Regions from separate parts of the Homo sapiens genome. Here region 1 is linked to region 2. Evidence: chromatin loops called from intact Hi-C (ENCODE). Cell type or tissue: endothelial cell of umbilical vein. All regions are shown on one strand. Links, peaks and the distances in the headings refer to the core of each region. The heading gives the core; the rest is flanking DNA. Region 1 has its middle 100 kb from the start of FOXN2. Region 2 has its middle 20 kb from the start of PPP1R21.

What was found. Peaks named below come from ENCODE experiments on the same cell type or tissue, not always from the same donor. Only the 100,000 strongest peaks of a DNase experiment are listed, where the experiment ranks them.
Region 1: it touches region 2 in a loop (4-fold over the local background); 13 of 110 quality-filtered maps call a loop at or near these places.

What each region holds. Positions count from the first base shown.
Region 1 is chr2:48,203,672-48,216,234 of GRCh38, forward strand. No RefSeq gene overlaps it. Among named protein-coding and RNA genes, the nearest start is that of FOXN2, 100 kb to the right of the region's middle. In endothelial cell of umbilical vein, for the core only: no CTCF peak of the experiment used is centred there; a DNase peak (open chromatin) is centred at 5,970; H3K27ac peaks cover 884 bases.
Region 2 is chr2:48,414,276-48,426,838 of GRCh38, forward strand. No RefSeq gene overlaps it. Among named protein-coding and RNA genes, the nearest start is that of PPP1R21, 20 kb to the right of the region's middle. In endothelial cell of umbilical vein, for the core only: a CTCF peak has its summit at 6,661 (motif pointing left); a DNase peak (open chromatin) is centred at 6,596; H3K27ac peaks cover 598 bases.

The DNA of each region.
Region 1 (12,563 bases), core at 2,422-10,421, 210 kb before region 2:
CATCCTCCACCCACCCCTACCAGTAAAAGACAATTAGGATACCTCTGCAAAGACTTTTAAGGTATCAACTTATTAAAAAAATAAATAAAAGCTGACTGTGTGCTGAGCTAAAAAGTCAAAACATGGCCCTTGGCTATGGGTGGTGACTCATGCCTGTAATCCCAGCTCTGAGAGGCCAAAGCAGGAGGATCAGTTGAGGCCAGGAGTTCAAGACTAGCCTGGGCAACATAGCAAGACCCCTGTTATACAAAAAATTTTAAACATTAAAAAATTACCCAGGCATAGTGGCATGCCCCTATAGTCCTAGCTACTCAGAGGGCTAAGGCAGAAGGATCACTTGAGCCAAGGAGTTCAAGGCTGCAATGAGCTATGATTATGCCAGTGCATTCCAGCCTGGCAACACAGAAAGACCCCATCTCTTTTTTTCCTTTTTTTGAGACAGGGTCTTGCTCTGTCGCCCGGGCTGGAGTGCACTGGCACAATCTCAGCCTTCTCATCTCTTAAAAAAACACACACATTAAAAAAACCCCAAAAAGGCCCTTATTCTTTAATTTGTAATTTTGTAGGGGACACAGATACATAACTATACCACCAACAACAATTAAAGCACAGTGCCGTCAGTGCCATGATAGAGGGATGCATATAGAGCCTGGAGAACACAGTGAGAACAAGGTAGTGTTTGAGTGGAATTTTGAAGGGTATTCCATGCATTTTCCTATTGCATACATTTCCCTGATAATCCAGGCTAGCCTTCTACTATTGATTACAGACACATAGCTCCAGTATATTTATGATGCTGATGGGGAGAAAAAGTTGACTATAGGGGAGACAGGTGGGCCGAGGACCTAGAAATATCACTCTCATTGGCTTGGAGCAGTGGAGGAAATCCAGTTGAATGGGTGGCCAGTTTATAGGACAGGCTGAGACCAGCCTCAGGGATGTCCAACATGAGATAAAGGATGGATGGGGAGAACGGAAAACTTGGAAATCCAGGAAACTGGCTGGAAAGCTCATGGTTCATATCAGTGGTGGGAAAGGGAGGTGGGTTAGAGAGAATAGAGGCAGAAATGGTAACATCAAGGCATAAACTTATTCTTAGAAGGCCTGGCATCCTGGGTGGGCCAGGTATCAGAGTTGAAATATGAAGCAGAGACTGGATACTCAAGGAAAGTCACTATCCAGTCACTAAGATGGGGCACTGAGCAAAGCAGGACAGGCAGCAGTGAAGCCCTGCGGGTCCCCCAGGGTCAAACCAGAGTTTCTTTAATCTGTCCAAACTGAAGCCAGTGTTTGGTCCTGGACAGCCTGCAGGGAGAAGCCACCTGGCCCAATTATGGGAATAAGGGAGGGTGTGAGCTGAAGAACCAGGTAGGTTCTGACACCACCATGAGGCTTCATCCCTTCAAGTTCCATGATTTTCAAAGGAAAAATTGAGGTTCGAGAAATAAGTTTATTGACTTCTAATAGCTGATGACCAGCTCTGCCTATGGTGTCTTAGCACCATTCAAGAGTTCAAAGACAGGCTCCACCCAGCTGAGAGCTGTTGAGCATAGCTGTACTGTATATATAATGCGATGTAATGACTGGTTGGGGTTAATCAAATATAATGCCCAACCCAGACCTATTAAATTTCACCACAAAAGAGGCTTTAATCAGTCTTTTATCAGCTTGGTTCTTTGGCCTAAGAAGACTGCTTTTGTTTGCCCATATAAGAGACAATGGGAGAGTCAGGATCAGCCTGCTCGCTGGAGTACAACAAGCGAATTGTCCACAAACAACAGACCATTCAAGGCCATGAGAGAGGAAAGGCAGGAGAGGCTGCATGAATCTACAAAAGTGTCCACTGTTAATGGTTACAGCCCAGTGTTTAAATTCGGGCCACATTCCTGCTGGAGCTTCCAAAATATAGGGTGGACAGAAACAAAAAGACTCCAGTGTGCTTCGTGTAAGTCTATCTGGCTTTGGCCCTCTGCAGGACATTCTTGTTTGCTGCCTGCTGAAAGGGAAAGGAAAACTGACATTTGGTTCTCTCTCGAAGCAAAGCTCAAATCTCTTGGGGGTTAGATATGCTTCACAGGGCCATGGATTAAAGTTATGAGTATAGGTTCTATGCGAAACTGCACCTGTCCTACTGCCCAAGACCTCTTGGGCTACGGAAGGAACAGGAGGAGAAGGGAGACAAAAGGCAGTGAAGAAGAGAGAGAAAAGAGGGGGACCTTCCCTGACCCCAAAGAGGGAATGACATTTAAGTCACCCAATTTAATTCTGTTCAACGAATATTTGAATACTTTTTAGGAGGCAGGCTAGGATGTACCCAGATACAGAAACAAACACATGAATTTAAAAATCCACTATTTCTGCTTAGAATCAGAGAAAGTTAATACTGGAAAGGTCTTAAGTCATCCTGCTTTATATTATGGTCTTCTAATCAGAATAATAATTTTTTAACCCATAAGGGCATAGGTTAAAAAAAAGGAAAGAAAGAAACAGGAAATGAAAAGAACAAAAACTAGAAACACTGTCTCATTCCAAAAGAGTAATCTCAAATTCTGATATGATCATGGGACTGTTATGGGAATGTGTCATGATGTGTCACTGAGGGAAGACTCCTTGAGAATTACTGATCTAGTCTTGCAGAAGGACGAGCTGCTGACAAAAGTCCTCAAACACCAAGTTAAAGAAGGAAGGGGTTTATTTGGCTGGGGGCATCGGCAAGACTCCTGTCTCAAGAGCCGAGCTCCCCGAGTGAGCAATTCCTGTCCTTTTAAGGGCTCACAACTCTAAGGGGGTGCGGGTGAGAGGGTCGTGATCGACTGAGCAAGCAGGGGGTACGTGACTGGGGGCTGCATGCGCCGGTAATTAGATTGGAACAAAACAGGATAGGGATTTTCACAGTGCCTTTCTATACAATGTCTGTAATCTATAGATAACATAACCGATTAGGTCAGGGGTCGATCTTTAACTACCAGGCCCAGGGTGTGGCGCTAGGCTGTCTGCTTGTGGATTTCATTTCTGCCTTTTAGTTTTTACTTTTTCTTTCTTTGGAGGCAGAAATTGGGCATAAGACAATATGAGGGGTGGTCTCCTCACTTAGTCTCACCTAGGAACATAGAATAGAAGTTTAGGGAACAAAGTGGCAGGGCCAAGACCACTATGGCACTTAGCAGCAGAGAGAAGATTACAGCCCATGTCTTCTAATGCCCAACCCAGGACTCAGCCACTTGCACCACAGTGTTGCACCACTAAAGTTAACTGGGAAGATGCAAACCCCGAAAATCCTTAAATACATAATTGAGTATCTTAGATCTAGCTATCCTCACTGATATGTCGCCCATTCACTGCCAAGCTTTGGGCCCAACACTTACAGTCATCAGAGTTTGGATTTTGTTTGTAAACCAAAATTTCCCCTTCAGCTCTAAATGGAATTTTGCCTGGACCTGGGAGTCTTCAAAGGAATAGGAGGAAAAATTGTGGATAGAGTTAGATTGACAGCAAAGGGAAAAGAGGAAATCTTTCCTCTTAAGACCAAATCTGTGGTGCCTCAGCTTCTGTTCAGCGTGGAGGCAGGAGTGGCAGCTACCTAACTTGGTCTTTCGCATTCAAATATGCTACATTTAAATATGTTTGGGGGCTGACAGTGATAGGAAGACATTCCTATGGCCAAGTAGGACAGAGATCTGGGAGTGCTTCTATTTATGGAAGGTTTACTGGATGCATGTATCTGAAGGTAAAATGAACAATGCCTAGTCTGGATGGTCATTTGGGGTGAGATGGAAGGGAGATAAGAAAGGGATCAGGGAAAAATGAAAGTCATTCTGTGCATTGTGAGAGGTGCTAGCGGTCAGAAGTACTTTGCCATTCTCATTTGTCATCCAGTGCTGCTGACCCGCGCTTTGAAATGGCTTGGCTTCCCTAGAGATATTCTGAGCTGTAATTGCAGATTTCCATTTTAGTTTCTTGTTTTCTCACACTCTGCTCTAGACAATCAACTCAAAATCCTTCCTCAGGCAATGTGCAAAATGCCTTTGCAGAGTTGATGAAGGTTCTGTGGTGTGGCCCATGTGAATGTATCGATTTTTTTTTCTGCATGTAAATAGGAGTGGTTATGGCAAAGTGGTTATTAGCTACATTAGATCAATGATTTGGGCTGCTGGAGCTTGTTGACAAACCTTCTTTGATGATAACTTTTTTATAAATTATGTTAATTATGACTTTGCCTTGGACTGCAGGAATGGGACTGGAAGCTTTCTATTTTTTTCAGGCTTCAGTAGTAATTCTGCCTTCGTTTTTTTTTTTTTTTTTTTTTTTAACTTATGTTCCTGGCAATTAAGTGCTATCCCAAAACATAAAAACAATTTCCTCTTTTAAAAAATCATTATGCAAGAAGTGTCATGTAAAAGCTGCTGTTACTTAAAATACGATCTTGTAAAATAACTATAGCAAGTTCTCCTATTTATGAGACCAGCAAGGAGTTATTAAAAGTCGTAATAGAGAAAACTATCCTTATGGATTCTGTTTTCTTTTCTTTTTTTTCCCCTCATCATTCTGAAAAAAAAAAAGAAAAGAAAAGAAAAGAAAAGAAAAAAAGTGGAATCCTTCCCTGTGGGTTTTGGTTGTGTTTTTTTGAGACAGAGTCTCACCCTGTTGGCCAGGCTGGAGTGCAATGGCACAATACCTGCTCACTGCAAACTCTGCCTCCCGGGTTCAAGCGATTCTCCTGCCTCAGCCTCCTGAGTAGCTGGAATTACAGGCGCCCACCACCATGCCCGGCAAATTTTTGTATTTTTAGTAGAGACGGGGTTTTGTCATGTTGGCCAGGCTGGTCTCGAACCCCTGACCTTAGGTGATCCACCTGCCTCGGCCTCCCAAAGTGCTGGGATTACAGGCATGAGTCACCGCGCCTGGCCTGGATTATTTTTAACTGAAGAGGAGAAAAACAAACAAAAAGAAACAAATGTTTTGATAAGTTTGACTATGGTTGTTAAAATATGACCTATAGAAAAAATAGAAATAAAAGAATTATCACATGTTCTCCCCACACAATGAACAGTGAGCTTTCAGGGTTTACCTGCTTGAAGCTCCAGCTGTGGCTCTCAGCACATCTGCACCCTCAGCTAAGTGTCCTGATGCATCACCCTGCAGGTGTGCCCTGCTACCCATCCAGACTTCACCCTCCCAGGCTCTTGCCATCACTTTACTTCAGCTAGTCAGGATTAACTCTTCCTCCCTATGGGAAACAATACTGACCTTGGAGTCAGACTGACCTGGTTTAAATCTATTAGGTAGAACTAAATAAAATTGCTGTTTTTAATACACCAATGATGGTTAAATATTGGCAATTTCATGCCACTCAACCTAACACCACCTTCTCATTATCATGTTCTCTAAGATAAGATATTTTAAATGCTTTACTTATTCCATGACACAAGTTAGTCACCATTTGCTGTAGACATGCTATGAATTATAAGAGGCTGCAGTGGCATTTCATTCCAGGTTAGTTTAACAAAAAAAATTTTTTGACTCCTCCTTTTTACCACAGGCACTGCTTTTGTGCTGAATACCTGGGTGAGGGGAGGTCCCAGTTCAGTAGGGGCAGATATATAAACAGAGATCTGTGATGTAAGCAGGAATTGGGCAGTATACTCACAGTACAGGGTAGCATGGAGGAGGAGATTGTGAGCTTTTGGGGAACATGGGAGGATGAGGAAATCCTTTCCCCCAGGAGAAATGCCTGGGTGCTGAACAACACAGTGTCATGGGCAACTTTCCAGAGAACCTTGGGCTGGTGGGAGTGTGAGAGAGAGAACATTATCATAAGATGAGACTGGAGAGAAGCTTTGACAACTTGGGGACCCTCTTTACAAAACTAAATACAAAATGCCCACATAAACACATCACCAGGTTTCCTTCCAGTCCCTGAATTTGAAGAGCCCAGACATTTCAGCTTCATTATCTAAAACATCTGCCTTGGCAGGGCCACACTGTAAGGACTGTAAGGGGCCTTGCTAAAGAGCAGGGGCATCCTGGCAGACAATAGGAGCTGCTGAAGGATCTCAGACAGGAAAGTGACATCATCAGATTTGCTTTTTAGAAAAAGCACTCTGAGGGCTGTCTGGAAGACAGATCAGAGAAGTTTGTGTTAGGTGACAGAAAAGCCAATTAGAAAGCTATTTTAATAATCCAGAAGAGAGCCAAGAGCCTGAACATGGCAGAGTTCATGAAGGAGTAGATGAAGCCTCATGTAGCTAAAGCATCTGGGGGGATAGGTGCCCCAGGAGGTCTGGTCTTTCTTCCTCAAAGCCCATCTTGAGCAGGTGGTAAATGCTTTCAAAATCAGGTTCTCCACCTGGGAAGGTCTTTTTTTTTTTTTTTTTTTTTTTTGAGACAGAGTCTCGCTCTGTCACTGCAACCTCCACCTCCTGGGTTTAAGTGATTCTCCTGCCTCAGCTTCCCGAGTAGCTGGGATTACAGGTATGCGCCATCACACCCAGCTAATTTTTGTATTTTTAGTAGAGATGGAGTTTCACTATGTTGGCCAGGCTGGTCTTGAACTCCCGACCTCAGGTGATCCACCCACCTTGGCCTCCCAAAGGGCTGGGATTACAGGCATGAGCCACCGCACCCTGCCTGTGAAGATCTTAAATGAGCTGCACACCAGAGGCTTGTCACCCCATGCACTAATGCTAAACCATGGCACCTTCATGGCCACTCAGGCCTTGTTATTCTTCATTCCTCTCCACTCTGTCATATGCCTGGGTTCTGCCACAGTTTCCTCTTTAATAAATCAGTTATCTGCTCATCTTGAGGTCTGGTCCTGAATACTGGACTGCTTGGCCAGGGCTCTGTAACCTGCTTAATTCCTGCTATACTCTCCCTCTTTCCCCCAAACCTTGGGCTGAGCCATGCCCTCCATGTTCTCCATTCTCCTGAGAAAAGCTCCATTCATCTCCTTCATCTTCCAAGATGCTCTACAGGAGTCTGTTCCTCAGCCATCTTTCTCTGGCTACTTCCCTCTGTCCCCCCCAAAACTCAATGACTTCCTCATCTCTGTGTCTTATGCATGCCTTTATTATTACATGTATTATGCTTTATCATATTTCTTTGCTTATGTGTTTGTTTTTCCACCCCCTTTAGATTCTTGAGATTAGGATCCATGCCTCATATTGTCATTTCCCCCAGTAACTCACAGTCCCTAGCATATAGTAGGGACTTAATAAGTGTTGGATGAACTGACTTGAACTGAATTCACTCCTGTCTGTTTATAATAATACAACACAATACCAACCTGGTCAGAGTCTAACTGTTCTTGTCTTCTTAGGACAGCAGTGCCCCAGCCTGCCTCACTTTGCATATCTCCTGCAATTCCTGCTTTAAGGCCTCCATTCACAGGATTGATTGGCCCCTGTTATTCACACAGAATCAAGCTTGAGTTTATCATGCCCCTGGTGCTGCATATCCTTCTTGGGTATCCTCCTACAGCTGGGCCAGACTCCCCTGGTCTGTCCTTGCTTGGTTCCCACTTCCTCCCAGCCTGCTTCTAAGGCTAAGGGTCCAAGATGCTTTGTGACCTCTCTGGCCATGGTGTTTAGATAAGAAGGAGGTACTTATTCCAAAGGCAGCCAATTCATGGGCTAGACCTTACCTATGGGGCAGCCCAGTGGGAAAAGTGTTGACCAAAAGGATTATATGGGCCAATCAGATTGACAGATTATATAGTGGAGAACATCACTTTCAGACGTCTTCCCTCAGCAGGAGAACTGTAGATGGGGTAGTTTCTCTTTGGAGGGGACTGGGTAGGCCTCATGATTGAGCTCTTTGGTACAATGCTCCAATCTCTTATGTGTCTACATTTTTCTATTCTCATTATTGTCCACCCTTGACAAGAGTCATCTGAGAACCCAAACCCTGTCTAGTTGTACCTTTTATCCCAGCTCCTCACCTAGCCATTAAGAACTGTAGTGGGGTCTAAGGTTTTACCATACAAGCTAAAAAATTATTCTGACATGGTTTCCTTGATGCTGGCAAAAGACATGAGATTCCTGGGTCAGCGACCCTCGGCACAGCAAGTAGCATGAACGTTAGCTTATTTGCATCAGTTGCCCTTGCTCCCTAGTCCCATGCGGACAATGCCAGTGAGCTCAAATGCCTGCAGAAGCTACGGGTTGTGTTACAGTAGAGGAGCTCTGAGCTTAGGGAAGCTAAATCTTTTATAAGGGGCAGTAAACATGCCTGCTCTTTGCTCTGGAAGGAGATACTCTCTTTATTATATTAGACAGTACGCATGGCTGGCTTTTTCTCTAGATGGGGGTATTATCTCCATCTTCCGAGGCTATTTGTATCACAAACATCCTTGAAAAGGTAGTCTTGAATGAAGGACAGTCAGTACCTCACTCATGAGATGTGCAGAGACGTAAGTTATCTATGGGGAGCCGTCTCAATGCTAAGCAGCAGTCTCTGTTCACCCATGTTCTGGCACTGGCATGTTTATTCCACAGGTGACAGGCAACTTTGCTTTTCCAATCCAAATCCCTCTTCCTAGCTATCATCACAAATTTCCTGCTCCATTTGGACATTTCAACCAGATATCTTCAATCGTTAAGTTTAAAATGTCTAACACTATATGCATCTTCCTCCCCTAACTTTTCAGGTTTTTTGCCACCATTTTCCTTGTCTCATCAGTTCAGATCCTAGGAGTCATCTTTAAATCCCATCTTCTTCCTCATCACTTATAACCTAGTCAATCCCAAAGTTCTATCAGCTCTTCCTTTGGAATATCTCATCCTCATTTCTTCCTAGCTTAGAAAGAACTTTATACTGTCATTTGCTTAGTTCAGAATCTTATTTCATTCCTAGACTGCTCAAGGAATGTCCTGACTACTTTTCTAAATGCCTACCTTCTTTCCTTCACACTTCTTAATTCTCTTAAGGCACAGTTTAGATTAAGTCACACTCACTTAAAAATGTTCAGTTTCCCCTGGACTGTTTGATAGAAGAGTCTAACCTTTTCTCCCAAATACTCAAGGCCTGCCCAAATCTGACTAGGCCTTATGTCCTGCCACTATGTTCTGGCTGTGCAGGCATGGTCTCCCTTCTCTATCTGCTGAGTTCACATGTGACAGGTCTAGCTCCCTCCCCATCCCCACCACTCAGAGGTCTGAATACTGTACCTTTGCAAACCCGTTTTGTTCTTTGGTACCTAGTTCTTTTACTGGTGCAGCCTACACTTGTTTCCTTTGCCCAATTATATTTACCTTAATATTTAACCTCAGGCTGCCCCATCAGTCTCCTTAATTGCTTTATGTCTTATGTGTCCAGCTAAGTGTTAAGTTCCTGAAGGTGTAAAAGTATCATTTGTATATTTTTTATACCACTCAGTGATTACTTAGCACATATGTGGGCAAACCATAGAAACACGACTCTCCCATTTCCTGGCCATGTGACTGGACAGTAAATATATGTGCCTTAGTCTCCTCATGTGAAAAATGAGATAGAAATAGTAGCTACATTACAGAGGTGTTGGGATAATTAAATTAGATAATATGGGAAAATCTTAGTACCTTTCCTGCCATATAGGAAGAATTCAATGTTGACTATCAATCTTATAGTGATACACAAATAAATGAATGAACAAATAAACCAATGATGAAATACATAGTTCTCTTTCTTGGAGGACTCCAATTTAGTGAAAGATGATCAGATAATCTTAAAAAAATACTTATGATAGCATTAAAGTGACCATGGTAGAGGCTGGATGGAAGAGGGGGAGTAGCACCTTGCAAAGGGCCTAACTTAATCCTTGAAAAGATGTGTTCTTAGGAATAAGAGAGAACCTGATAAAGTGCGTTATCAACTTATGATATTTTCAACTTACGATGAGTTTATACAAATGTGGCCCCATTATAAGTTGAAGAGCCTCATGAATGCATATCACTTTTGCATCATGGTAAAGTTCAAAACCATAGGTCAAACCATCATAAGCTGCACCAGCATAGTTGGGGGCTGTCTCTTGTAGGATCCAAATGAGCCAGGCCTTCGGTTCCTACTCAAGTTTACTTCCAGCTGCATCCCACTAACTATCTTTTACCATTTGTCAACCATTAACACAACTGTGTAAATGAGATTATCAAATGCTTTTCTGCGAGTGGGTTTTCATGGGCTGGAGGGGGAAGACAGATGGAATATTAAGCCGCTTAGGAGCAGTGGGGAAAGAAACCAGCTGTGTGCAGGTGAAAGCAAACTAAATCAACTTCACTGGTTAGCTGCAGACCAGCTTTCTATGTAGCACAAAAAATAAAAATAAAAAAAAATTTTAATCTACTGCCAGATAAAACTTCTGTAACAGCTTTTCATGTCACAGTAGGGAAATATGGGCTCCACCTGGAGCTCCTGACTCTAAATCTGTTACTATACTTTTAAAATAATGTTAATAGATACAATAAAATGGAATCCTAACTAGTCATTTTGCCATCTGTATGAAAATATTGGCTCTGGAAAAGGGATAGCCTAGTAAGAAACCGAAGACATAGAGATACGTTTTGAGAATCATGTTCCTGGCTTAAAACAGATCACCCATTAGGGAAGGTTGGCTAAGGCCAAGTTTCTCAAGGGCAGAGAAGGGAGAAAAGCTGAGTAGTTTCTTTTTCTGCAGTCACAGTGGAACAGGGCAGCAGAGGGAGGTATATTTTAGTTTCTACTACCTCTTCCAAGGGAAAAAGCAGACCGGGTTCGTGTCTTCTCCACAGAAAAGTGGTAGTATGCCTTAGTCACAATAGGCCCTCCTTGAAACATGAAGTTTCCCGTTGCCACTATCCCAGATCTGTAACCACCCAATGGTTCACCTTGCCCGCTGCCTAGATAGAGCTGATTTCTCAAGACAAGGGAATCGCAATAGAGAAAGAGTAATTCATGCAGAGCCAGCTGTGCTGGAGACCAGAGTTTTATTACTCAAATCACTCTCCCTGAGCATTCAGGAAGCAGACTTTTTAAGGACAACTTGGTGGGTGGGGGGGTTGGGGGGAAGCCAATGAGTGGGGAGTGCTGATTGGTCAGGAATGAAATCACAGGGAGTTAAAACTGCTTTCTTGCACTGAGTCAGTTCCTGGGTGGGGGCCACAAGATCAGATGAGCCAGTTAATTGATCTGGGTGGGGCCAGCTGATCCATCAAGTGCAGGGTCTGCAAAATATCTCAAGCAATGACTGTGGAGCAGTTTAGGGAGGGTCAGAATCTTGTAGCCTCCAGTTGCATGACTCCGAAACCATAATTTCTAATCTTGTGGCTAATGTTAGTCCTACAGAGGCAATCTAGTCCCCAGGCAAGAAGGAGGTTTGCTTTAGGAAAGGGCTGTTACCACCTTTGTTTTAAACTATAAACTATAAACTAAGTTTCTCCCAAAGTTAGTTCAGCTTACACCCAGGAATGAACAAGGACAGCTTGGAGGTTAGAAGCAAGATGGAGTTGGTTAAGTTAGATCTCGTTCACTGTCTCAGTCACAATTTTCCAAAGACAGTTTCAGATCCCCTTCCAGCAGGCGTCTTTCTCTCCTGGGGGCCCCAAACTTTTCTACTACTCCTGAAAACCCAAGCCACCAACTCATGTAATGCAGTTTCTGTGCACAGTGCTACTATAATCTGGGTCAGTGGTGGGTCCAATAAATTTGATGACTCTACCATCTCTTATTCCAATTGTCTCCATTCCCATTTGACTCAATTAAATACTTATTTAGCCAACTGTTTTAAAATTACATTTTAAAATGAACTTGCTAAGAACACAGCTAATGCATTCTGATTAACATATTTTTTCAGCCTCATATTTTGATAAGTGCTGTTGTAGGTTGCATCATGTCCCCCAAAAGGATATGTTGAAGTCCTAACCCCTAATAACTGTAAACGTGACGTTATTTGGAGACAAGGTCTTTGCAGATGTAATTAATTTAAGATGAGGTGTTACTAGATTAGTGTGTGCCCTCAGTCCAATGACTGGTGTCCTTGAAAGAAGGCTGGGAAGAGAAACAGCCATACGAAGATGGAGGCAGAGAATGGGACAACGCAGCTATAAGCCGAGGAAAGCCAAAGATTGCAGACAACCACTAGAAACTAGACAGAGGCAAAGAAGGCTTCTCCCCTGGATCCTTCAGAGGGAGCATGGCCCTTCTGACAACTTGATTTTGGACTTCTAGCTTCCAGAACTGTAAGAGAATATATTTCTATTTTTTAAAGCCAATTAGTTTGTGGTGCTTTGTTATGGCTATCTTAGGAAACTAATACAAGTACTTTCATGTGCATTAATCATTTATTCCTGGTATTGCTACCTACTGCATTCCCAGCACTTATCAGAGTTCTTGGAAGCATAATAAGAGCTCAATTAACACATGTTGAATAAACAAGTAAATTGATTATGTGTACAATCTGTTTCAGTAGAAGTATATGAGTATTTTTTAAATCTATTTCAGTTGTTTACTATTTCAAAGGGTCCATGAACCTATTAATCTGTGCATGTGGACTTAATACATAATTTCTACCACATACATGTACTTCTTATATTAACTGGAGTTATACAAATAAA
Region 2 (12,563 bases), core at 2,746-10,745:
CTGTGCCTTGAACCTAACTATATTTTCCATGTAAAAACAACATATTTTTTGCGTGGATTCAGACATACCTAATTTTCCATGAATTTAACTGTTACATAAAACAAATAAATCTTGAACTTTGCTTTTTGGACCTTTACTAGGATTTGTTCACCTTTTACAGAGTTATATTAGCATTGGCAACACTAGCTGTATTCAGTATAACACACCTGTATTAATCTGTGTTTATAGTTGTCCTGTTTATGGTGGATGTATGAATAAGTATAGAATTTGACTCCTTCATCACATCTTCTCGGGTAGCTAGTTCTAAGCATTTCCTTATTGAAATACATATTACTTTATTATAAATTAACTCCCTTTTATTTCTCCTTTGCATCTTTCCAGGGAAGGCCTTACGCTGATTCTATTTTTGAGAAGTTATGTGTAGGTAGATTATATTATCTATAAACTTAATTGCAGGATCATAATAATTGCCCTACAAATTTAGCGGGGAGAGAGCTTTGCTCTTGACCATGCCTGTTGTTCTAACTGATACCAATGAATACACACTCAGCCCTTTGTCTGCCTTCTTTGCTTTAGTGCTAAGAGGCAGAAAGGACTGACAATAGCGAGCTAAGCCTTTGGGGTCTGTATTTCAAATAAAACAGGAGTGATTTTTACATTCATCAATGGCAAGCCTGGGTTTGGACACAAATGCAAAAGATGCCTCCTATGCAATGTCATTTGAGAGCTAATTCTCTCTGAGGGTTAAATATTAATCCAGGATCTTCCATGAACTGTTCTGCACACACTAGTTTATTAGAGGACACAGATTGGGATAGGACTCTCTGTTGATATGGGGGAGGCAGGGCCGACACAGCTCTGGAACTCCAGGCGCTCAGAAAGGGAAAGAGGGGGAGGTGAAGAAACCACACTGGCCATCTGGGGGTAGGAAGGAGTGCCAAGGGAAGCAGCATGCACAGGGCCACTGAGAGGACTTGCGGCCAGTGATACCAACCTCACCGTTTGCCTTGGTCAGCTCGCTGGGGTGACTGAATTAACCACATCTCTCTCTCCTTAATTGGAGCAGATAATTGGCAAGCTGGCTTTGTGCACAGGAAATGTGTTCAGATAGATTTGGCGGAGTGTGGCAGGAAGAATGGGGACCACCTGATTTCATCTTGTGCCAAGGAGGGCGACACAAAGCGCCAGTGTCTCCTATGGAGCCTGGCCCAGGCAGAGCATTGGGGGCAGAGAGCCCTGTGCAAACCCACAGGCCGGTGCTCCCTTCAGGAACCTCAGCTGGCTGGGCTGAACTGGGAGCATGCTGGAGCAGCTGATGCTCAGGAGCCCTGGGGCGGGCTCTGTGGTTCAGCTGCTTTGTGACTTTGGCCATGTAATTTAACCTCTCTGTCTGTTTCCTCATCTGCAAAACAACTGAAAAAGAAATGTTATAACGCCTTTAAGATTATGTCACTCCATCCCATGCAACCCACAGATGCTGCTTGAATGCCTACTCTGTGGGTAGAGCTGCTCTGGGAGCTCTGCCTACTTCCTGTTGATCCCTTGTAGGAGTGAGAGGAGTGTAAAACACAAAGATAAACCATAAACAAATCACTGCAGGGCCATTTAAATCTTCACCTTCTCCCCAGAAAAGTCTTCAGCACTTTCACGCCAGGTTGGAAAATATGGCCAAACCTCCTCCCTCAGCCCTTTGCCCAACTCTTTTTCAGAAGTACCCCCAGGAGAGGGATTATTTAGAGATAGTTGTTGCCAGGGTGACAGAAACCAAACATCAACAGAAGTGTCACTATTTCTAAGGACACTTTGAGTGAAGTGCTCATCTGATGACCGACCCCATGACTGCCAGAGGCTCTTTTCCAGCTTTTTGGAATCTTTATCTTAGAAAACCCTTTGTTGTTGTGAAATGCTCTCAGGTCCAGAAAGGAAGTGAGGGTCAGTCAGCAATGCAATCGCAACCCCCTCAGTACACACAAGCAGCACTGTGGAATAGCAACTGTTTTTGAAGGACTCATCTTCATTTGACCCTGGCTTAGAGTTGGTCTATGAGGGCTGTTTCCTGGGGATTTCCACCTGAACTGCAAAGAGCCCTGGCCCCAGCTCATGCCACGTGGAGGATGGAGACAGCTGTATTTCTTGTGTGACTTTCTCTGTGTGGCAAGAGGTAGATGAAGGGAGTCAAGGACAGAGCAAGTCTCTCTACAATCCTGAGCATCAACATAGCAACAGAAGCATTTTGTGACTTGTGTTCCTAAGGGTAAGTTTAGGACAAATTACCAAAGCACATAGAATACACATTTGTAACTGACATTATTATCATTATTTTGCTTTTAGCTCAAGATTTATTCTTCATGATCTAGCAGTTATTCAAATGAGCATTTTCTTTTAGTAAAATCATTTGGCTTAGAGCTATCCATCTATTAATATTACCATTCATTACAAACATTTGAAAGCAGACATGCATTTGTATTTTTTTAAATTAATCTTAGTTATCATGCATAGTTGGGTTTGAATTACAGACACTTGCAAGCTCATAAAAACTGTAAGGGGGATAAATTCATAAAATTTATTTTGCAAATAAATAAGCTGTAAGAATCATCAAATATCTCCAAAGATAAAATGAATCAGGGAGTCACATGTCATTCTAATGACCAGCTTGTTAATCAGAGATTCCATAATTACATTCCTCACTGCACTGTTGTTGTTGTGAGGCTTCAATAAGAATATCAAGTTCTTGGTGCCCAGTAGGCATCTAATAAATGAGAGTTGTTATTAATATGTTTAATCCTCAAAAACAGACATACCTACAAAGACACACACACACACACACACACACACACACACACACACACACACTTATGGTCCTTTTAAAGGAATTCCATCTTTGGTGGAGACAGATGGATACCCCCTTCAGACCCTGAGCGTGAACATTGAATATCTATTCTTTGCTTTTTTGGAGCCTGGGTCATCTGAATACAATAAATATCCCTGAGAGCCTCTGTGAGTTCAGCCCTGGCTAGGTCAGCCCCTGAACACACACTACCAGGCTAACTGGGAAAACAAAACATCTAAGTAGGAAAAACATCCCAAGACTGCATCTGAGTAAGTAATAACTATTCTGTGGCATAGATGGGGTTTGAAGTTCAAGATCCACCTGGAATACAATTGCAAGTGCTGTGCAGAAAGACTCTGTGGGGCCAGGTGCGGTGGCTCATGCCTGTAATCCCAGCACTTTGGGAGGCCGAGGCAGGTGGATCACTTGAGCTCAGGAGTTCAAGACCAGCCTGGGAAATATGGCGAAACCCCATCTCCACAAAAAAATTAAAAAGTAGCCAGACATGGTGGTGCATGCCTGTCATCCCACCTACTCAGAAGGCTGAGGTAAGAGGATCACTTGAGCCCAGGATGTGGAGGCTGCAGTGAGCCATGATCATGCCATTGCATTCCAGTCTGGGCAGCAAAGTAAGACCCTATCTCAAAAAAAGAAAAAAAAGAATTTTCCTCCCGGTCCTGGAGGAGGAATATCTTCAAAACTGCCTGGAAGTTCTGGCTCCTGTCTGGGGTACACCTGAACAGGACCCTCTTTACCAGCCCTATCTGCTCCCTCTGCTCACATAACTGGTTCAACAGCCACACTCCTCATTTCTGTCCCCAAATAGAATGTATGCTTATGTGTGTGGCTTTTCACATGCTGTACCCTATGCCTAGAATGCCTTTCCTCCCATTCCCCCTAAAACTTCTATCAAAGCTTAGAGCCACCCTGAATTGCTCTCCTCTCATAACCCACATCCTGTCTGCCAAGACATCCAGGTGGGCTTCTATATGCTGCCTTCAGAAAACACCTAGAATCTGCCTTTGAGTCACCATATTGGTAGTGAATACCTAATCTCTGAACATGTCCTCTCTTACCTGAATCACTGCAAGAGCTTCCTAAATGTTCCCTGCTTCTGCCCTTGCTTCCCTGGCCCCCTGTATGCTCTCAACACAGCAGCCAGAGTGACCTCCTTGCAACACAGTCAGATCATGTCATATCTCTGCTCAGAATTCTCCAAAGCAGAGGTGGGCTGGAATGGCAAGCATTAGTTAGTGAGGGCCAATCCTGCACATCTCTCCCCTATCTGTGGTCAGGAATGCCACACTCATGGCTTGAAATAGGCCAAGGTGGGAGATTTACCACAGAAATTGGCAAATGCTACAAACCAGGGCTTTTTATTTTTATTTTTCTGAGACCTAGTTGGCCAGCATACCGCTGCTCCTATGATGGTACATTTCTCTCAGAGTCAAAGTCCAGGTCTTTAAAACTCCCCACAAGGCCCTCTGCAATCTGACCTTCTCTCCTCCTTCCTTGCCCTCTGCTCCAGTCACACTGACCTTGCTGCTCTTCAAACATGCCAGCACATTGTAGCGTCAGGGATTTTTGCCCTGGCTGCTCCCCATGTCTGGATCACTTCCCCCAGGTAACCATACCTGGGCTCTGCTTATTCCTTCTCTTATGGTAAGTTCTTGCTCAAATGTCACCTTCTCCTTGAGGCTTACCTGACCACCTCCCCAAAAATGCTAAACCCCTCTCCAACTCTCCTGACCTCCTTACACTGTTCTATTTTCCCCACAGCATTCTAACCCGCTATAGAATGCACTTACTTATTCTATTTTTTATTCATATTTATGCGCGGCATCCCTCCCCGCCACCCCACTAGAATACCACCTCCATGAGGGCAGGGCCTGTTTTCTTCCCTGATGCATTCCAGCACCTATAAGGGTGCCTGGCACCCAGAAGGCACTCAGTAAGCATTTATTGGCTGACCGGCTAACCTGATCTTCAAATGCCCACCTGCTCTGTATATCTTCCCTAAACTTAGCACCTTCCTGCCTTCCTCCTCTCCATCCCCAGAAGGTCCAGGCTTTTGTCCCTCTATGTTAGTGGAGTCCTCTTTGTACATGAAGCTGCTAAAGTGCTTCTGTTGCACCATAATGATTTTCTTACTAATGGCCTCCCCCATCAGCTGGCTATGTCTGAGCTCTTCAAAGCCATCTCCAGCACCTATCCCAGTGCCTGGCACATGCACCACCCCATTGGTCTATTAAATGAACATATGAATGTATAGAGGAACAGTAGCCAGAATTTAATTTTTCACATTGATTCCTTTTCTCCTCCAGAGGCCCCCTTTGGTGATAGCTCTGCTAGGAAGGCCTAGAGCAGGGAGGGACTGGGAGATATCATAGAGGGAGGCAAAAGGGGTGCTTCTGGACTCTATGCTCTGAGCAGTCTGGTTATGACTATCATGCTCCTGCCACTTCTCTGCTCAGCCGTTACTCCTGCCTTTCATAAGCTCTGATCTCCCTTGATCCCTGGCTAGGGTCAGCTTTACACACAGGGAAAGAAGACTGCTGACCGTGGTGTGATGCCAAGGCTTCAGGAAGGGTTCTCATTCCCAAATACTTTCTTTCTCTTTGTGCCACTTTCCTTGGAGTCTTCTTGGAAAGCAAAGCCTCAGCTACCTGGTTCACTGCTTGAGGTCGTGATGGATGCGTAGAGTATTTTCAGTTTTTCAAAAGGTTTTATGGAAATGCTGTTGTTTCTGTGTTGCTCAGAGTCTAGTGGGGGAGTCGGAAGCATGGGGTTATGGTTGTGGCAGAAGCTTCCAAGGAAAAGCTCAGGATGCAGGAAGAATGCCTGAGGGGAGGCCTTTGGCTGGGAGCACGGAGGGGTCCAGGAGAGGAACTCTTCAGGCAGAGCCAACAGCATCTCGGTGAGCACAGGGCAGTGGGGACCGAGAGGCCGCCCGGGCTGGAGGGCAGTGAACACGGGCAGCGCAGAGTGGCACCGAGGAGGGAGGGGCTGATTGTGCAGGCCCCTAGGCCATGACAGGGCTTCTGCTTTTTACTGGAGGCCACAGGGAGCCATCCGAAGCTGCCCCCTCTAAAGGATTTTCTTGAGCGGGAAGTGGCAGGATCAGATCTGCGATTGAGAGAAGCCCTCCCTCTCTCATCCTCCCGCTCAAGCCCTGTGTCCTCTAAAGCCCTGGCTCACGGAGCAGGAAGGTGGCCTGGAGCCCAGCAGGCACTCAGTGCATGGCCAGAGGGAACGGGAGGCCCAGGGGTGTGCAAGAGAATGGGCGCCCGAGCCTGCAGAGCGCCTGGCAGTTTAGAGCGGTCCCGCCATCTTCGGGGTCTTCCCTGCCACAGAGGCTTCTGAAGGTCGAGGCCCCTCGTCTGTCCCCAGTGACGCCCCTGTCCACACGGGCCAGCTCACTCCTGCTCTGCTAGCCAGGCCTATCCAGGACAAAGAAGGGGCTGTGCCCCTGCAGAGAGGGGGGTATCCTTTCCCAACCATCAAGTGAGAAGGAAGGGTCCACACCCAAAGCTAAGCCCCAGGGGAAGACAGGATGTCCCAACACATCCTGTAGAAGCACCTAGTCATCTTCCAGTTACCAATTTGCCTTACTTGTTCTGTTCAAATAGGGTAATTGTTTCCCCAAAAAGACTTGGGTATAGTGGAATGAAGTCACCAGAGACGTGCCTAAACAATGACAAACACCGGTCCTGGGTGCGCCGAAACCCTGGTAACCAGTTACTCAGACTGCGGGGCTGATTTTATCTTTCCTGAAGCAGCCGCGGAGCAAATTCAGTGATGGCACGCCCCCTGGTGGTGATACGAGGTTCTACCAGGCAGAAAGGACCGTTCTGGGGAGCGACTCCTCTGGGTGGAACGGAGAACGGGAGGAGGAGGAGGTTTCCGGACGTTCTCAGCGGCACATATTCATGGCTAATAATAAATGTTGATCTGTTGATTGAAATATGAAATAAAAGTGATTAATATAACCATTAGTAATCAAGGTATTGGAATGTGAGAATTTTAATAAAAGGTAAATCATCAGCCAAGGCAGGAAGAAAGCAGGGAGAGTTGGTCTGATAAGAGAAATAACTTTTGAGAGCGTCCATATACTTTCTGCTTTGACACTGTGGGTATTATATACTGTCTTTGTTTACCTAAGGCAGCCTCTCTTTTTATTTTGAAATTTTTCAAATATACACAAAACAGTGAAAAGAACTATAAATCCCCACATACCTACCACCCAAGTTCTGGAATATCAAGTTTTTGTCACTCTTGCTTTATGTATCCGATTTTATTTTATTTTATTTTATTTTGAGATGGAGTTTCACTCTTGTCCCCCAGGCTGCAGTGCAGTGGCGCGATTTCGACTCACTGCAACCTCCGCCTCCCAGGTTCAAGCGATTCTCCCGCCTCAGTCTTCTAAGTAGCTGGGACTACAGGTGCATGCCCGGCTAATTTTTGTATTTTTAGTAGAGACAGAATTTCTCCATGTTGGCCAGGCTGGTCTTGAGCTCCTGACCTCAAGTGATCTGCTCACCTCGGCCTCCCAAAGCGCTGGGATTACAGGCGTGAACCACCGCACCCGGCTGGCATGTTCTTACATAGCCACACGCCCTTATTTCATCAAAAACATTATGTAGGCTGGGCGCCGTGGCTCACGCCTGTAATCCCAGCACTTCGGGAGCCCGACGGGGGTGGATCACGAGGTCAAGAGATCGAGACCATCCTGGCTAACACGGTGAAACCCCGCCTCTACTAAAAATACAAAAAATTAGCCGGGCGTGGTGGCGGGCGCCTGTAGTCCCAGTTACTTGGGAGGCTGAGGCAGAATGGCGAGGACCAAGGAGGCGGAGCTTGCAGTGAGCTGAGACCGGCCACTGCACTCCAGCCTGGGCGAAAGTGCAAGACTCCGTCTCAAAAAAAAAAAAAAAAAAGAACATTTTATAATTCCTTGGAGTCATCTAAATCAAGCTCGTTCAACCCGTGGCCTGCGAGCCACATGCAGCCCAGGACGGCTTTGAATGCAGCACAACGCAAATTCGTAAGCTTTCTTAAAACATCATGAGATTTTTTGGTGTGATTTTTCCTTTATCAGCTCATCAGCTATCGTTAGTATTAGTGTATTTTATGTGTAGTAAAAGAATTCTTCTTCCACTGTGGCCCAGGGAAGCCAAAAGATTGGACACCCCTGATCTAAATGACCATACAAACAGTCTACATTTAGGCTTTCTTGAAAACTTATTGCAGTTGTCTGGTTGTTAGGTCTCTCTATCTCTCTCTTTCTCCTCTCTCTCCCTCCCTCCCCTTCTCTCTCTCTCCACCTCCCATTCCTTGTCCTCCCCTTCCTCCCTAACTGACTTATCCTTACATATAGTGAAACGCACAGGTATTAAGCATACAATTTAATGAGTGTTGACAAATGCTCACACCTGGTAACCCACACCCTCATCAAGATAGTGAACATTCCCATCACCTCAGAAAGTTACCACCTGTGCTTTGGCAGCGAACTGTGTCCTCACCCCCAAACCGCTTATCTGATTTCTTTCACCATGGATAAGTTTTGCCTGTTCTAGAATTTTATATAAAATGCACGCTTGCAGTGTGTAGTCTTTTTGAGTATGGCTGTTTGTGCTCAGCATGATATTCTTGAGGTTCATCTGTGTCTTTACTGAGTTGCATTCCATTGCTCGCATTTACTACAATTTGTTTATGCACTCTCCTCTTACTGAGCATCTAGATTGTTTCCAATTTAGGCTATTATGAATAAAGCTGCTATAAATATTTTTGCATAAATCTTTTTATGGACATATGTTTTCAGAGTGTACACTTATGTTTAGCTTTATGAGGAAAAACTTGTCTCATCTAAAGCACTTCTTGGTCTCCCTTTTTGTTCAGTTGTCCAATAGTTCAATATTCTGCACATACCCGTCAGCTTCCTTGTGGTATCACTTACCTGGTCCCTGCTCTGATTTCTAGATTTTGTTTGTTGTTGTTTTTTTTTTTTTTTTTGGAGACATGATCTCACTCCGTCACCCAGGCTGGAATGCAGTGGTACAATCACAGCTTACTGGCAGGTTTAAACTCCTCAGCTCAAGCCAACCTCCTACCTTAGCCTCCCAAGTAGCTAGAACTACAGGTGTATGCCACCATGCCCAGCTAAGCATTAGAAAAAGGTTATCTTTTGTAGAGATGGGGTCTCCCTATGTTGTCCAGATTGGCCTTGAACTCCTGGCTTCAAGCGATTCTCCTGCCTCAGCCTTCCAAAGTGCTGGATTACAGGCATGAGCCACTGAGCCTAGTCAAAATTCTGAAGGAAAATGCTGGAGTTTTTATAAACTGAAAGTTGGATCTAAAACCTGGAGGAGGGAGGCAGAGGTTGCAGCCAGCTGAGATCACATCACTGCATTCTAGCCTGGGTGATGGAGTCAGACGCTGTCTCAAAATAAAAAAATAAAACCTGGAGAAGACACACGTTAGTCACTATGGCAAGAATGACTCAGAAGTGATGCTATATTGTTTATCCTGCATCTCATTAGAAAGCACGTAAGTGGCATGCTTGCCCCACTTGCAGTTAAGACAATAAGACTGATCAGTAGATCTAAGGAGTGGAGGCCTGATTCCTCACTGTATCCTCCATCAACCTCTCATCTTTTGGCTTCAGATGATCTTTACCTTGAATAAATTCCTTTGTTAAGGATTACAAAATAGTGGCTTTTGAAATTCTGTCATCTCTCTACATTTATTATCTGGAATTCTTCTGTAAAGAAGCTTCCTTTATCAACTTTCCGTCATTGTCATTTGGCAAAGGCGGGAAAATGTGTAACTATTTGTCTGTAATTGCATGTGTCACTAGCAGTTTTAATTCACTAGCAATTTTAGTTGCTAGTGAAAAGTTTTAATCTGGCTGATTGTTAGAAACTTTCTAAAAGCTAAGACAAGAAAAGCTCTCATAATGAAGTATTATTCAAAATGTAAGTATGAGAGCTCCCTCATCTTGCTTTAAGAAAAAGATACATAATATAGAAAAACATTGACATATCAATGGACTTGGATCCACTCTGGGCTAAACAGTTATAATTGTAATGATAATAACTACTAACATTTAGGGAACATTTCTTATCGATTTAAATTAATAATTAAATTGAATTAATGTTTGTGATAAGTTATTGAGAAGATAAAAGTACTAGTCATTGTGCAGTCTAGAGGGCTTTAATCAAGTTAGATTTAACTTTTCCCCTTGAGGAAATCATGGATTCGTTTTATTGAGTAGACATTTACTGAGCATTCACTTCACTGGTAAAACAAAGATGAATTAGACCCAGACACTATGAGGCCTCAAGGGGCCTAATAGATGAATTTTGTCTCACTGGTTCCTGGGACTTGCTTTGGTCAGATATTTATGGTCTCTGTTGTGGTATGTACAAAGAACACCCTGAAGCGCTTGGCAACACCCTGAGGTCAGATATCACCTGCCCTATAGGCAGGTGACAAATAACCGGCTCTGGGATGGGGGAAGGGAGAAGGTTTGATTGGTAACATTTGCCTATTTCCGTGGTGCAAATACAACCACCATGGCCTGTTTCAACCTGCCAAAATAATGTCACTGAATGCCGAGTTGCAAAGATATGCATAGCACACCATTATATAGTATTTCCACTATACAGATACAATAGAGGTAAATAACGTCACAAGCATAGATAATGATTAAATAGAGTAAAATAAGGAAGGGATGAGCTTTGAGTATTTATTATCTTTGTAATATAACTTAATTGTAAGTTTATATAATTTAATTTTTAATGATGACTATGTTTAACAAGTGGCTTGCACAATTTCTGAAAATTTAACAGCTCTAGAGAGCCAGTATGTATGAGCCTGCTCCAGCACACCACTGCTTACACTCATGCAGTATTACAAGATAGCCATTGTATTATACTCATGGAGCTGGGGACTTGGAACAATGTGGCTGGGATGACACTCTGCGTGGGGATGGTCAGTGGCCTTAGGGCATGGTAGAAGAGAGGAGCTTAGTACAGTAATATGGGTTATTTCCTTGTCTCTTCTGTGGGGGTTATTTAGTTTCCATCTACTGGTATAAAAATTATCCTAAACTTAGTGCTTTAAAACAATACAAGTTTATTATCTCACAGTTCTGGAGGTCAGAAGTCAGAAAGTGTTCTCACTGGGCTAGAATTAATGTGTCTGCAGGGCTGTGTTGAAGGCTCTGAGGGAGAATCCTTTTCCTTACCTTTATCAGCTTCCAGAAGCCACCCACAGTCTTTGGCTTGTGTCCTCTTTACTCCGTCTTCAATGCTGGTAAAAACTTAGCAATGTTAGTCAAGTCCTTTCCCATTGCCATCTCTTTGGTTTTTCAATTTGAATAGCTGATTAGCAACCTTAACTCCATGTGCAAACTTAATTCCCCTTTGCCGTGTAACCTAACACATTTTTAGGTTCCAGGGACTAGAATGTGGCTATCTTTGAGAGTCCATTATTCTTCCTAACACAGGGGTGCTGACAGATATCTCCAGCTGGCTCTGCACACACTGTATTCTGGGAGGACCTTCTGGAGAAGGTGCTTGGAGCCCTAGAAGGTAAGATACAATGAGAATCCCATGGAAGCTGCTGATTTGCCTTGGCTAATCAGCAAGTAGAAATAAGTGTTAGGAAGAAAATAAATAACAGGCAGAGAGAGAGAGAGAGAGATGGAAAAGAGAAGTATTTTAGTAGATGGTAAGGGAAGGTCTCTCTGAAGTGTTGATATGTGAGCTAAGACCTGCCATGCCAAGATCTGGGAAAGGCCAGGCCAAGGATAACGGCACCAAGGAAGTGCTGGATGGGGCTGGAGTTTAACTGCCTTAACCATCCCAAATAAGTAGAGCAATGTGTTCACTATGCACTCAACTTTTAAGGTAAGTCCACCACCTAGTTTCCTCTTCCAAGCAGATCTATCTTCCGAAATCCCTCCTAATAGAGATTGTGGAGTGCCACTGGGGAAAAATGAGTACAAAGTTTCTGAAGATTGGTATGTTTGAAGAACAGAAAAAAGAGCAGTGGAGATGAGGGCTAATAGCTTGTTATAATAATGGCACCCAGAGAATCATGCTTCCCTATGTCCATGCCCCTGTACAATTGATGTTCTGCTCTTTCTGTCAAGAGACATTATCTGTTTTTCCACCCCCTTAAATCTGGGATGGCCTTGTGACTTGCTTGTTCAATAGAAAATAGCGGCAGTGGTGGTGTCCAATTCCAGGGCCTAGACTTTAAGTGGCCTTGGGGCTTTGCTATCATCACCCTCTTCAAACTCCACCATGCTATGAAGAAGCTCTGTCTAGCTTACTGGAGGACAGGTGGACACAAAGAGGATAACTGAGGAGCACAGCCAACAGCCAACACCAACTGCTTCACATACACTTGAGGCTATTTAGACCTTCCAGCCATAGTTGCACCATCAAGATAGCTGTAGCTGTGTGAGTGCTTTTAGGTGAGGCCAGCAGAAAAACCTACAGAATCACAGGAAATAATAAAGCATTGCTGTTTTAAATCACTATGTTTTTGGGGAGGTTTGTTATGCAGCAATAGATAACTGTTACATGAAATGGGGAGGTTTGAGGGACCAGATTATGTAAAGCTTTATTAGCCATGGTAAGGAACTTGGATTTTATTCTAAGTACTCTGAGGAATCATGGGGTTTTAAGGAGAGTAACATGCTTTAAAAGATCATTCTGGGCTG